Linked DNA regions of Mus musculus: all the other regions are linked to region 2. A link is a loop called in an ENCODE intact Hi-C map of the cell type or tissue named here. Cell type or tissue: left cerebral cortex. All regions are shown on one strand. Region 1 has its middle 13 kb from the start of Olfr523. Region 2 has its middle 6.0 kb from the start of Urah. Region 3 holds the start of Sprn (shadow of prion protein).

Region 1 (5,000 bases), 640 kb after region 2:
CTGGACAGTGACTATGATGGATCACTGACAGGACCAAATCCCCAAGGACCTTCAGCAGCTGAGGTGACCCAGTGCTGGCCCTCTGGAAATGCTGATCTAATTCCAGTTTACCCTGTCTATAGATGCATATCCCTCATTGTCGAGACCAACTCCTGGGTAATCCCAGGCTCTAGAGCCAAGTTTCCCCTTCCCACTTGTCTCTGGCGGTCAGCAGTCACCTCCAGGGGGAAAGTGGCCCCAGGTTTTAGGCTTCCCTGTTAAGGCTTCTCTCTCTCTTGTACTCTTGTTCCTTAGGATGCACTAAGTTCCCAGACTTACAAGAATATTAATTTTTGTGGCTGCCATCAGGTCTTCCAGATTTCTCCACATGGGAGAATCAATCATGATTATGAAAGAAGGATCCTAACATGTCTACTGATGAACTCACAATGCTTTGATTGCAAGTCCACTTTCAACCTGAGGAGACACCCTGAGGTGTAGCACCATGCTCAGCTGTACAGAGAGAGAACAGAGACAGCATGAGCACCAAACCATCCCCACCCTCAGAACAGCAATACTGACTATCCATGCTGGGCCTCACATGGGAGAAGCCTCTGCTGTCTTGGCAACAGCAGGGACTCCTGCCCGCTGTGTCAATGCCAGGGCTGAGGGCAGGTGTGGGCACTGTGAGGATTAAATACTATGCCTTGGGGTAACTAGTGTGTGAGAGACACTTGGCAAAGGCCATTAGCACTTCACATTGCTATATTACCATTCCCTCCATAGCTGCATGGAGCCTCTTCTTCCTGATCCACAGAATAACAGTGACTCCTGTGACCTTAAGGTGAATGCCATGTACATGAAAGTTACTATGGGGTGGCGAGCAGTCATGTAAGCATCAGGTAGGAGCCGTGTGACAGACAGCCTGCCTGGGCTGTTGTCATTCAGCTCTGACAACTTAATCTTGGTTGCACATTGCTCAGATAACGCTCACTATGGTCTGGCTTCCACTCTCCACGTGTAAAGCAAGGATGATACTAGCATCAATTCAGAGGATGCATGGGGATACAATAGGCAAATGCCACAGATCAAGCCGCCAAGTATGTTCTGTGTGAAAGCAGTCTGCAGAAGCGTCGAGATGCTGACGTGCAACTTGTCTTTTTCTGATATTTGAAGGCATGCTAGGTTTGGAGAGAACATGTATGTATTACAAGAAAATGAGTGATCGAGGAGTGAGCTGGCCAACACAGGGTGTTTGGATCCGCTGGTCTACAACGGGGCTCATATCCTGCCACCTAAGGGGCCTTTTAGCTATGAGGCTGACACCACTCAAAATGCATAGCTGAAGACTGGGCATTGCTGAGAGGCCAGAGCACTTATGGGCAATTGGTTCCAGCTCTTCAGTCCTTGAAGTGGCACTGGGGGTGTCACAGTTCACCCTCCTCTCCCAGTGTTCTTTTCAGCCTCCAGCTATGATCCATCACATGACCCAAGACCAGCTTTCTTCAGTCTCTAAATTTTGAGTCCTCTTCCACCAGATTCTGTCCCTAAAGCATGTTCCTGGCCAACAGGAAGTCCACAGATGTGCCTCAAGGAGAGATTCAGAGCATCAAGTGTTTCCATTTGCCATTTGCAAAGTTCTTCCCTTGCCATTCATATAGACCCCAACCTCTCCATGAGAAGAGGCAGGTAGGCTGGCTAGATCCAGGGGCCCAAATAACCTGAAAAGCAGGAAGGAGAAAGACTCCAGTGGATAGCAGCCAACTCTGCCCTCTAGGCGCCCAGTGAGACCAGAGCTATCAGGATGTGGCCAAGCGGCCCTGTGGTGGCCTATGGCCTGTGAGGGGAAACAGGAGGATTTTATCTTACATGATTGCAATGCCGTCTTTACACCATCCTAGTTCTTATTGATATATTATTACATGTGATAAGACTTACTCCATGGGGTGTATGGTGTGTTGAACTCTAACCACTGTGTAAAATAGTGTTAGCACTGTAGTCAGATCAGGATTGCCCTTGGTCCTAACCGCTTCTTCCAGCTGGGCACCCAGTTTCCTCTACCCACAAGCTCTGTCCTGCTTTCCCCCTGCCCCCTGCCATCTTCCTCTTCACATACAAAGAGACTGACATGTTTCATTCAACAGGCTGTTTGCATCTCACCTATATGGTGAACAACACCCTCACAGGCTGAGGGCTGTAGACTAAATTTGGCTTGCAGCTCTGATGACTAATATGATAATCAACCCATCTGTTGCTCTATGATATAAACACTGCACTCCATTAACACACATATATAATATTGTTAGTTAAAATACAATCTTAGGGCTGGAGAGATAGCTCAGTGGTTAAGAACACTGACTGCCCTTCCAAAAGTCTTGAGTTCAATTCCCAGCAACCACATGGTGCCTCACAAGCGCCTGTAATGGGATCTGATGCCCTCTTCTGGTATGTCTGAAGACAGCTACAATGTACTCATATACATAAAATAAATAAATAAATCTAAAATACAACCTTAAAACAAGTTCAACGTCTTTGCACAGAAGAATAAAGAGCTTCATTTTTCCTGAGTAAATAAATACCTGGCTGTGGAGTTGCTGGGTCACATTAAGTTTGTGTTTAAATTTGTATGTAAGACATTTCCATGCTGTATTTCCAAAGTCAACCACTAGGGGTAGAGATAGTTTACACCAAGCTCTCCTAAGGACTGGAAGTCTTATCTATCCATCACAAAGTGGAGTGTATAAGCTGATATCTGCACAACACATGTAATTAGGGGCTTCTCTCGTTGCCTATGAGGGGTTATGGTACTTGTCTGACCCAGTACTCTGGCACCTATGACTCAGGACCCCTTCATATTGAAAGCCTCAGCCCAGAGCTGGACTCATCAGCCTGCTCCCCACAAAGGCTCACATGCACAGCAACATAAAAAAAAAAAAAAAAAAAGTTAATGTAGGTGTGAATCATAGCAACAGGGATCACGACAGCAGATGAGAGAGCACAGATTGAAGGGAGCTTGTGCCAGAAAAAAACAATGTTTTTATATAAAAGACTGTGTATAAATCAGGTGCACAGTATCCCCACAGCAAGCATGCACGGAATAGCACTCCGGACAACTATTTACATTATCAGCTGTAGCTGAATGCACACAACCCAATGGCTCTCAGACACAGCTAACATGTACATCATATAATAATGATCAATGTATTACTTATAATAGCTGAATAATGGAAGCAATGCTCCTAGCCCAGTGGCTTAGTGTGGGCAGCCTATGCAACAGATACACTCAGCAATGAGAGGTGGTGAGCCATCCCTCAGTACACCATGGAGAGAACCTACAGACCATGCAGAGGCAGGCAAGGAGACGAGCTGGCAGCTTAGCATGCCAGTTCTCAATGGGGCGCTGTGCACATGCTCGGTTTATGAAAAGTTCTCAAATCCTACCTTTACAAGTTGGGCAATTTTCTGAGTGTATGGTGCACTTCATAAAAAATGTATACACCTAGAAAAGGCATGCGATTCCTTTACAATACAGGCTGTTAAAAAAAAGGGGGGGGGGAATGCAGAGATGGCTGAAAATACCCAACATCCCAAAGAGTAGCTCTTCCCGTGGCTTGGCTATGTCCAAAAAAGACCAGCTTCCAGGCACACGGGGAATGTTTTATTCAGTGACAGACAGGAGACTCCAGGTATGCATCAGGCAAGTCCCATGACGCACGGCGGGTGCTTAGCCAGGACGCCCGGGCTCACCGTCTTCTGAATGCCCCTCTCGTGGGCAGCATTTTGAGAGACAGAATCTCCACATGAGTGAGTTCATCTCAAGCTGCCTTTTTCCCTTCGGGAGGACCTTTCGCCTAATACATAATTGCTTGTTTAAAATTAATTAGCTGCTCTGAAATAATTAATTCCTCGGTGAATTTGAAGCATTATTAATTGGGATAGTTTTCACCATCCATGGATTTTTTTTCTAATAAGCCCGAACCACCTGATGGACCCAGAGTCAGGCAAGGTGGCCCCATGGCTGCTCAGCCCCCCACAGCCCCTCCTACCTTCTTTTTAATGGAGCCCCAGGGAAAGCCACGGGAAATCCCCTGGCTCTTAAAACTTCTCACAGAAGTTGACTGGGATCTTTGCACACTGCAAATCTGATTGGGTACCAAGAGGTTTGTTCACTTATTCCCCAGTTGCCTAAAAACTATGAACCTTTCATCAGAAACAAAGCTCAAAGTAAAATAATAATAATAATTAAAAACAGCATTCCTCACACGGTACTGCCAGTCCCTTGGGTAGAGCTGGTTAAGAAAGAGTGCAGGTTCCCCTACCGGGCTGTGTGGGTGAATGAACGCAGGTACATGGGAACTGAGCCACCATCACCAGCTCCCTAGAGGTGAACTACTGCCACCTGCTGCCTACCCAGGCCTATTAGCAGCAACAGCATGAGTGCTGAGGTTCCCTGGCAGAAAAGTCAGGTAGATTTAGGTGTGGCTGGAGCCAGGGGACGGTGTCTCCAAGCAATGCACCCCCACAGCAGAAGGCCCTCAACAAGCACTTATAGTAGATGAGCCCTCGACCAGTGACACCTTTGTGCCTTTTCAGACAGCCTCATGAGAAAAATGTCCCCTCAACAAATGCCTGCTTGGGAGCTGAAGGGGTTTGCAGCCCCATAGGAGGAACAACAATATGAACTAACCAGTACCCCCAGAGCTCCCAGGGACTAAACCACCAACCAAAAAGCACACACGGAGGGACTCATGGCTCCAGCTGTATATGTAGCAGAGGATGGCCTAGTCGGACATCAATGGGAGGAGAAGCCCTTGGTCCTGTGAAGGCTCTATGCCGACGTGTAGGGGAATGCCAGGGCCAGGAAGCGGGAGTGGGTGGGTTGGGGAGCAAGGTGAGGGGATAGGAGGAGGGGATTTTTGGAGAGAAAAACAGGAGAGGGGATAACATTTGAAATGTAAATAAAGAAAATATCTAATAAAAATAAATGTCTACTCGGAAAGTGTCCCTCAGCCAATGTCTCC
Region 2 (5,000 bases):
CTTATAAAAATCTTAAAAGAATCACAAATCTCAACTTTTATATAAAAACCAATCAGCCGTCTCTCCCTTAAGTCCTCGGGGTGAGCACTGATTCACTGACCACTCCTTATTAAATCATATCAGGAAGCTGAGGGCAAAAACGGTGCAAGAAATGAATCATCCCCCTGATCACCAGCCCAGCTTTAGCAAGAGAGGCAGGTCAGGCGGCACCAGTTGGGCTGCCGTTGTTCTTGTTCCCTGACCTCAAAAAAATCACTAGCTCAGCTATTAAGAGTGCATTTCTGAACTTCAAATTGTTCCCTAGAATTTTCTATGTCAAAGCCACTAGCAAAAACCTAACTTTAACCTAACTTTACTGGCAATCTACTTCTCCAAATTCTTTCTTTTTTTTCCCATTTTTTATTAGGTATTTAGCTCATTTACATTTCCAATGCTATACCAAAAGTCCCCCATACCCACCCACCCCCACTCCCCTACCCACCCACTCCCCCTTTTGGCCCTGGCGTTCCCCTGTACTGGGGCATATAAAGTTTGCGTGTCCAATGGGCCTCTCTTTCCAGTGATGGCCGACTAGGCCATCTTTTGATACATATGCAGCTAGAGTCAAGAGCTCCGGGGTACTGGTTAGTTCATAATGTTGTTCCACCTATAGGGTTGCAGATTCCTTTAGCTCCTTGGGTGCTTTCTCTAGCTCCTCCATCCAAATTCTTTCTAAGGGTATCGGATGAATCATTAATCTGCTCCAGCCATAATGCTTGAAAAAGATCAATCACTGTTATTGTGAGTGCCAATGACACTGCCCAGTGAGGGGCTGGAAACCCCTTAGAATGTTCACACATCTCATAGACGAGGAGGGAGCCAAGGGCAGAAAGTAGGGCAAAGCTTCATAGCAGAATGAAGTCCTCAGGGCATGTAGTCCTTGAGGCTCTGCCTCAGCAGGGCCCATCCATCATGCTCGTGCTGAATGGTGGGCCACATTACAGGAGTTCCGAAGTGGTTTTGCTGCTCCTCTAGCAGGGATCCCAACATAGAAGGACACCTAGAAAGGTGGAAGCGGCGGCCACAGCCACAATGAGTCTTTGTGGACTCTGACCCTTAGTTTTTCTCTTTGCTCTCTGTGCTCTTGGCCCCCTTTCTTTTAGATTCACTTATTTTTTATTTTATGTGTATGGGTGGTTTTGCCTGCATGCTATGTTGGTGTGCCACATGTTTACAGAAGTCAGAAGAGGGTGACTGATCCTCTGGAACTGGAGTTAGAGATCACCGTTAGCTGCCACGTGGGTGCAGAAACTAAACTCAGGTTCTCTGCAAAAGCAGCCAGTGCTCTTAGCTCCCGAGCTGTTTCTCCAGCCCCTCTTGGCACTTTTTCAATATGGTCTCAGCTCACTTCTTGTAAAGTCTCAAATGTAAGTAAACTACCAAACAGCAGTCAACTCTTTTTGAAAGTCTCTTTAAACACTCCCTAAAAGAGGCCTCATGTTGTCTACTTGGACCAGATGGTGTAGAATGGGGGTTGTCAGAACACCACAGCTGTTCTGGGCCTCCTGGTACCTGGCCCTTTTCAAGAACCAACCAGGTTCATCACACTGAGACTTCCCAAAACTTCCCCAAAGAAGGCTCTGCATATCAGGGCCCTATGGTGCCTGTAGGCGAATTAGAAAAAGAGTCCTCATTATTTGTTTGTTATTCTGAGTATCAGACCCATAGTCCTGTCCATGCTAAGCAAAGGCTCTACTAGTGAGCTTTGCCCCCAACCCTGAGGCCTCACTCTTAAGGGAATTAGCTATCAAAAATTGAAATAACACTTGACCTATCTTTAGATGCAAACAGTAATAAAATGTGAACATTTTTGAAAAAAATTGAATACATTCAAAATTATAAAGATACCTGCATCATAGATATAAGATGTCCAGTTACATCATTCTGTCAGATATAGGTCTTAGAAACAAAAAGATACGTGGAGTTGGCAGTTCTTCTCCCGTAGCATATTGTGGTTTAATTATCAAAGGGCTAGGGAATCAAAACTATAGTAGAGCACTTGGCTAACAAGAGCAAAGTTTGGAAAAACCTCAAAACACACACACACACACACACACACACACACACACACACACACACACACACACACACAAGTACAAGGGGGCTGGAGAGATGGCTCAGTGGTTAAGAGCACTGATTGCTCTTTCAGAGGTCCTGAGTTCAATTCCCAGCAACCACATGGTGACTCACAACCACAGCAATGTGATCTGATGCCCTCTTCTGGTGTGTCTGAAGACAGTGATGGTGTACTCACACACATAAAAAATAAATAAAACTTTAAAAAACCCCACAAAACCAAAAAGTAAAATACAGATATCTGGACCTTTTCCATTTTTCCAAATTGAAACTAAAATTCAAACATACAAAACCAGAACCTATACTTCAGTGGGCGCTTGAGCTAACATTACTTTGTATTTGTCTATGTAACTGTCAGTATTGGTTTTCTATTACTGCAGAGCAAGTTTCTCTATACTTTGCCATTACACAGTATGTGTCTCTCTGCATTTCAGGAAACCCAGGAGCCCAGCTTGGATAGATCTCTGCTCCAGGGTCTCACAAAGACACATTCTCTCCCCCTCTTTCTTAAATGTTTGTTTTTTAAATTTTTTTTACTGTGCTCTTTTAAGAAAGGATTTATTTATTATTATATGTAAGTATACTGTAGCTGTCTTCAGACACACTAGCGGAGGGTGTCAGATCTCATTGTGGATGGTTGTGAGCCACCATGTGGTTGCTAGCATTTGAACTCAGAACTTTCAGAGGAGCAGTCAGTGTTTTTAACCGCTGAGCCACTTGTCCAGCCCCACAAAGACACGTTCTCATACAGAGACTTCCAGGGAGGGTCTGCCACCAAGCTTGCTCAGGTGTTGCAGGAGTCTTTCTTGATAAGTAACCTGATACCCAAGAGAGTGGAACTGAGGGATTGTCATCAGCACAGGGAAGCCAGGACAGCTCTTGAGGAGCGTTGACAGGTCTAGTCTTATTCCTGCTTTATACTCTAAGACCACAAGGTGGGGTAGGCAAGCAAGCAAGATTTCACAGAAGCCTGTGTGGCAGTCAGCAGGCTGTTTATTCATGGCAGAGATGCAGTGTTTTTGCTCTGTCTCCAGGTCATTTTGTTCCAGGTAGCAAGTGAAATCATGCTTTGCAAATAGGCAGCATAAGCAGAGCTTTAAGTAAATCACCACATAATTCTACAAACGGTATCTATACTTCGGTATTTTCTACCTTATTCTACTCCCCAGTTTGTTGGCAGGATTCATTTCCTTGTGGGTGTCAGATGGAAGCTTTCTCTTTTCTGGTTGGCCGGCTGGAGAGTGTCCTTGGCTCTTGCCCATGGCTCCCTCCACAGGGAGGGAGTCAATGGTACTGGTGCTTGGTTCTCCTGGCAGGAGGATCTTGGGCTTCAGATGAGACAATCTTATATAACGTCAGCCCAGAAGTAACATCGTGCCGTGTTCTCATGGTTAGAAGTACACCCACTCTCAAGGAGGAGATTATGCAAGGGTTTGCCTCACTGGATCACCACACTCTCTGCCTAGTCATCCTTTTCCCAGCCACGCCCCCTTTCACCATCCATCCTCTGACAACTTAAGGTGAATTATTAACCCTTGAAAAGGGCCAATGTCAGGACTCTGCTCCTTAACATCCATATGTATTTCCCCAAAGAACCTTCTCATATTCTCTTACCGTAGCATTTCCTCCCATGGGAAACTGGACAGCATTCCTAATATATCCCTAGTTTCTTAAATGGATAGCCCATCATTTAAAATTTTTTAATTGGTATTTTTTTTTAACTTTTAACACTTTTGAGATCACAATATAATTACATTTCCCTTTCTCTCTCTCTCTCTCTCTCTCTCTCCCTCTCTCTCTCTCTCTCTCTCTCTCTCCAACCCTCCCATACACCCTTCCCAACTCTCCAAATCTATGGCTGCTTCTCCCATGAATTGTTATTGCACGCACAAATGTGTGTGTGTGTGTGTGTGTGTGTGTGTGTATATATATATATACATATATATATATGTATGTATGTATATGTATATTTTTTCTAAGTGTAATATATTCAGTATGTCTAATGTTGTGTGTATGTTTTCAGGGCTCAACCATTAGGCACTAAGCAACCAACTGACATGCTGTTCCCTGGGGAAGACCTCCTCTCCCACTTCTAGCTTTCCTCAGTTGCCTGTAGTTCTTCATGTAGGGTTGGGGTGAACGGAGGGAGGGAACTGGGTGGGAGAGCAGGTGAGGAGGGGGAATGGGGATAGCGATCAGGTGTGGGGAGGAGTGGGAGGACTGGGAATGAGCTGGAAACCATAAAGCGTGTTTTAAAGTCATTCTCTGTGCTTCAGATATGTTGGAGTTTTCAGGGCCTGCTGAGGCGGGATAGCTGGCTTTTAGTGGTGACATATGGCCCTGATTGTTGTTGATTGTGTTCTTTTTCCTGGGCTTGGGATGATTAAAGATCTAGGTGCTGATCTCTGGATTTGTCTTTTTGGGTGGGTGTTTTGTTCTTTGGTTTCTGTTTCCTCTCTGGAGTTTTAGGGAGTGTGATAGCTACGTGTTGCTGTTTCCCTGGCCTGTTCAGATGGTGTGTTCACAGGCAATGCCTGCTAGTGTTGAAGGCTGGGTAACTGGAATGAATTGGGGGAAGGATTGTTGGAAGAGGCCTTTGTTATCCATTGAGCATGGGCTAGAGAGGAAAGGGAGAGCTGTGGACAAGACTGAGGGGGATTTGATCTTAGGAGCCGTAGGAGAGGTATGGGTCTTCCTACAACCAACTTGGTGAGGGGCAGCCCTAACAGTTTTGGAATTATTGAAGACTATGAGGACATTTGAAGTTGTACTGATTGCATTTTTTTGCGTAATGAAATGTCCATGAGTCTCTAGGGGCAAGGTTTAGAAGGTTATGGCTTACCAGTGAGCTATTTGGGTGCCAGGTTGATTTGCGGTGGTTAATA
Region 3 (5,000 bases), 680 kb after region 2:
GGAAGTGAAGGAGCACCTGGGAGCTCTCCCTGCCTAAACTAAATGGGGGCATCCACCAGCCTTTGGCTGGGGAGGAGGGTGCTTTCAACTTCACGATAAAAGAAAGCTCAAAAGCACAGTGGCTTCAATGAGAAGAACTCCATACAGTAACCACCCCCTTCCTCCCCAGGTCTTGCCCCAACCCATGAGGCTCCATACCAGGCCTCAGCCAGGACAGGGAAGCTCCCGACCGCTCCGACTGTAATCTTGGGCCTTGGAAAGCAAGCCTGGCACAGATGAAAAACGTTGTGGCTGTCTGGAGCTAGGTTAAACTTACCCTACAAAAGCATGGAGGCACTGCAACCAGTCAGCTTGAAAATAAAGGGGGGCTGGGTCTCCAGGGGTCTATTTTCAGAAGGTTCAGGAAGGTCAGATCAACAAAGGTCTAGTGCTATTGGGATCCTCATGGCTGTACATCAAACTTCCAGGAGAGCCATCTGGCAGGATGTTGGAAGCCCTACACTACGCGCCTAGAAAGTCAGCCCAGTGGTCCTTATGGCTGGCGAAGAGGAGTAAGTGGAGCTGAGGTTCCATCAGAAGAATGGGAGAGGAGGTAGATAATTCATAAGAACCGTAAGAATCGATGCGGTGGGCAGGTAGGGAGAATGGAGAGGAAGAGGCCATGAACAAAAACGCTGGACCTACTGGAACAAAAACACACTGTCTATCCTGGGGGCTGGGGCTAGTGGCCATAGGGGAAAGAGAGATTGGGCAGGGCTGTGGCGGGGATGGGAAGATGGGGGGATGGGATGAGAGGGTGCTGTGTGCAGTGCAGCGAGGATGGGGGCCGGGCAACGAGAAGGGCTGTGGCTGTGCTTTTCTGAGCTTTCAGTATCTCCTCCCTTCACGTCTCCCGGGGCTGAGCCTCCGCGGCTGCCCGCCCCTAATCTTCAGGCGGAGGCTTCAGCAAAATCCAGTCGTGAGCTCTGCCTAAGGAAAAGGGTCCTCGCTGCCGCACCTTTCCGCTTGGCCGGTCACGGCCCCTAAATCGCTCATCCGACCTAGGCTTGTGACCAGTAAGTAGGGGAGGTGGATGAACCCAGTGATGCTGGGAGGGAGGGGGAGGGGAGAGAGGACCTGAGGAGGATGGAGCTGCCGCCACCGAGATGGCTGGTCCACAGCCAGCCAGAACCCATCCTGATCGGTTTACCTGTCCAGGCTACTGGCCTGGGCAAACCCAAAAAGGGTGGAGCTGGAGCGGGGAAGAGACGTAATTACCTAGGGTCTGGGCCTGCTGGGCGGTTCACCCATCGCTAGTTGTTTGCGTTGCAAGGAATCGCTGATCTGGATTCTGACCCCCACCCTCACCCAGTGCATTCAGCCGCAGCCACTGGCTGAAAGACTATCTCTTAAGGCATCAGGAGATCCAGATGCCAGAGCAAAAGTCACAAGGCTGTCCATTCTAACCATAATCTGGGGGTATTGAAGGCTCTCCATTCCAAACTAGAATCCTAATCCACTAATCCATCCCCTTCCAGAGACTCGTGTGCAGAGCGGGGGATTTGTGCCCCCCCCCCCCCAGGCCTGAGCCCCACTGTAGGAGCTCCACAAACCCCATTCTGGGACCCATCTCCACCCTACCACAATAGTAAAACGGCCGCCCTGTAGTGAAACCCTTTCCCCACCACCCCATCTCCACCTGGTTATACAGCAGGAACCCAAAACCAAAGTCCTGATGCTGGAGTTTAAAGAACCCCTTCCCCAACCCTGAGCCCACTGTCCTCCAAGATGCTGGGAGCCCTCTATCGGATTACCACAAAACCAGAGGCTGAAGTAGGTGTCCCCAGGTCCAGATGAGCCTATTCCCAAGCCCTGATACCCTCTTGCCCTGGTCCTAAACCACGCTCCACCCCTGCACAGAAGCTGAAGCCCCTTCCACCCTCTTCTCGCAGATTCTGCCCAGTAGGATGAACTGGACTGCTGCCACGTGCTGGGCTCTGCTGCTGGCCGCCGCCTTCCTCTGTGACAGCTGTTCCGCCAAGGGCGGCCGCGGAGGCGCTCGAGGCAGTGCCCGGGGGGTGCGCGGAGGTGCACGCGGGGCATCAAGAGTACGCGTAAGGCCGGCGCCCCGCTACGGCTCCTCTCTGCGCGTGGCGGCTGCAGGGGCAGCAGCAGGGGCTGCAGCGGGTGTGGCTGCGGGCCTTGCTACCGGCTCTGGCTGGAGGAGGACCTCAGGGCCTGGAGAGCTAGGCCTGGAGGACGATGAGAATGGGGCAATGGGAGGCAACGGAACCGACCGAGGAGTCTACAGCTACTGGGCCTGGACTTCCGGCTCAGGGTCCGTGCACAGCCCACGTATTTGTCTGCTTCTGGGCGGCACCCTTGGTGCCCTAGAACTGCTTCGGCCTTAGACCAGGCTAAACTCCATCCCAGGTCTAGCTCCTAGCCTGTCTTAAGGCCCCTAGGGCCCACCCTAATGGCCTCCTGCCCAGGGGGTAACTTCATTTTGCTAACTATGATTCCCCAGCCCAGAGAAGAGTCTGGCCATTCTGGGCCCACAAGGCCTCTTGCAATTTGTGGATGTAGTTTACTCTCTTGCCCATCCCAGTTTCCCAGTCTTCCACTCTGGCAGGAACTAACAGCCCTACTACCAGAGAGGCAGGCTGCCCTTGACTCTCCAGAACTGCCCAAGCAGGCATGCCTGTCTGCTTGCCCACCCTGACACGAGGACATGAACAATGCTGACCGCCAAGAAGAGGCCATCCTTGGGTGGGCCCGTCTGATTCTGCCACTAAAGCCCCCAAAGACCTTGAGCCTCCCATGGAACCAGAGGGACTTATAGTTGATGAAGAGAGCATTCACTTAGACTGCAGTGTGAGAAATGTCAGGTGCTAACCACCTGCCCAGAGCAGGTCCCAATGATGTCATAGCTCAGAAAACATCCAGAGCAGTAAAATAACCATCCCAGGACGCCCACCATGCTCCTCCTACAACATGCTACCAAAGCCAAGTAGTATGTTTCTTCCTGGCAGACTGCCTAAGAGACCTTGTGTCAGAAGGGTTTCCACTTGAAGCCACTTGGTCCTAAAATCCACTGAGGGTAGAGGTTTTGAATACACTTTCAAAAACATTCCATTCTGCTTGAGCTTAAGGGTCATGAGTGAGGGTCACTTGGATATAATACCAATCCTGCTGGGGCCTTCTTTGTATATAACCCAAACTGCAAGATTCCCATAGTTCCAGTAGATAGCAGCATTTTATGTTGGGAGACCCCTCCCTTGGAAACGGTTGGACGGGGTTGGGGTGGGGAGGTGAGACAGAGCATGGCACAGCTGACAGCTGGCAAACTGAACAGTGGAAGGGGCAGCAGATCTACAGCCCCACTGTGCCAGAACAAAGCTAGCAGACAGAAGAACCAGCCTCAGCAGGTTGTGAGCGTGGGTTAATGCTACTAGCTCTCTCTGACCATCCATATACATCCTGAGAACAGAGCTGATGTGCTGAGTGGCCTTAGAGAGGTACTCTATAATCCTCACAAGAATCTACCTTTAAGCAGACTGGCTTCTTGCTGTTCCAGGGACCCACTAGCACATCTTTGCCACATGGAGTGTTGGGTCTTGGGATTCAGTCAATATATGCTAGCTCAGCATACCTCTGGCTAGTGTATAGGTTTCAAAGCTATTGGCAGGGCCCTAGCCAAGCATTTTCTTGACCAACAGGTTGCAGGATACAACTCCCTGCAACTTCTATTCTCACTGCCGGTGCTCACAGGCACAGTCAGCCCAGATGCTCCTATGTCTCTAATAGACCAAGCTCAAAACCACCAAGACCAGCAAGCTAAGGGCCAAGCCCACTAAGGTCCTCAAAGGCAGGTGCTGATGCGTCAAGTCTGGTATAGGGAGAACCACCAGAGCCCCTTCAACTTGTCCAACACCCATGAGGATGGACTATGTGGACCAGACCTTTGTGTACCACAGAGTACCATGTGTTAGTTCTGGGTATTGTGGCATTATGAACACATCACCTTTCGATGATTATTTTACATTCACCAATCTGACTTCTCCAGCGTGTTTAGCATCTGGCACAGCCACACATCTTTAAATACCTTCTCCACTAGCAGGAACTATAGATGCTGAGGGAGAATCTCAGAAGAGACTTATAATACTGCAGCCACAGCAAAAGGCAACAGTGGGAGGCTACCCCTGCTATCAGCCATCCACAAGAAGCAGAGAGCCTATTGAGCATCCAAGTACTGGTTCAAGCAACTATGGAAAGCTCAGGTCAATACCGAACAGAAGAGACTAAAACTCCTGAGCAGGGATAGCCCCCTGGCCCAACAGCACTTCCTATCTGTATCGACCAACCCCTTGCCTTTTCTTTTTAGACAGCAAGCTGCTGGCAGCAACATCTTCTAGGTGCCTACAGGTATTTGGAGGTCAACCATGCTGGTACATGCCCTCTGCACCGCCCCTGCAGCCACCATGGTTTCAATGGCTAGACTGTGAGCCCCTTCCAGTGATCCTCTTGGCCTGTACAAAGTTGAGCTACAGCAGCAGGCCTCCTGAGGTACAGGCCCTGAAGTGCAAGGGGAGATGACATTCCTGGACTTCTCTGCTGCAGACCTCCTGTCCGTGTCTGTGCACTTTATCAGTGAAGAGTTCCTTGTGAAATAAAGCCCTCTGCTGGTAACAGGCTTTTCCCTCATTGCAGGACTTTGAGACACTTGAGAATCTGACTTAGGAACCCCAGGCCTCTAATCTACCACTCCTCAGCATTCATTGATAGAAGGAGATTTAACTTATGGGCTCACCATACTAAGTGCACAATGAAAACGCCATCAGAAAATAGGTCTTTTAATCGGTTGTCATGGCACACACCTGTATAATTCCAGCACTCAAGAGGCTAAGGCAGAAGGAATGTGTTTGAGACCAGCCCAAGCCACATGATGAAACTTTGTCTGAAAATGACAAAAAAATAAATAAAGTAAAATAAGAGAAGCCAGAGAGAGATTTTTTTTTAAA

What was found. Hi-C counts contacts between places; a loop is a spot of excess contacts. Peaks named below come from ENCODE experiments on the same cell type or tissue, not always from the same donor. Only the 100,000 strongest peaks of a DNase experiment are listed, where the experiment ranks them.
Region 1: it touches region 2 in a loop (6-fold over the local background); 8 of 42 quality-filtered maps call a loop at or near these places.
Region 3: it touches region 2 in a loop (5-fold over the local background); 6 of 42 quality-filtered maps call a loop at or near these places.

Annotation. Positions count from the first base shown.
Region 1 is chr7:140,186,216-140,191,215 of GRCm38, reverse strand. No RefSeq gene overlaps it. Among named protein-coding and RNA genes, the nearest start is that of Olfr523, 13 kb to the right of the region's middle. RefSeq lists an enhancer at 3,791-4,608. In left cerebral cortex, CTCF peaks have their summits at 2,409 (motif pointing left), 2,609 and 4,377 (motif pointing left); DNase peaks (open chromatin) are centred at 2,716, 3,024, 3,252, 4,360 and 1 more place; H3K27ac peaks cover 300 bases.
Region 2 is chr7:140,826,814-140,831,813 of GRCm38, reverse strand. No RefSeq gene overlaps it. Among named protein-coding and RNA genes, the nearest start is that of Urah, 6.0 kb to the left of the region's middle. In left cerebral cortex, a CTCF peak has its summit at 3,055; DNase peaks (open chromatin) are centred at 3,117 and 3,405; H3K4me3 peaks cover 290 bases; H3K27ac peaks cover 2,617 bases.
Region 3 is chr7:140,150,604-140,155,603 of GRCm38, reverse strand. It overlaps Mtg1 (mitochondrial ribosome-associated GTPase 1), which reads right to left. Exons shown (of 11, transcript NM_199301.2): 11 at 4,818-5,000. Sprn (shadow of prion protein) reads left to right here and starts at 945. Exons shown (of 2, transcript NM_183147.2): 1 at 945-1,055; 2 at 1,932-4,976. The coding sequence starts at 1,947. The coding sequence ends at 2,390. In left cerebral cortex, CTCF peaks have their summits at 1,802, 2,025 and 4,645 (motif pointing left); DNase peaks (open chromatin) are centred at 2,968, 3,921, 4,464, 4,595 and 4 more places; H3K4me3 peaks cover 2,487 bases; H3K27ac peaks cover 2,875 bases.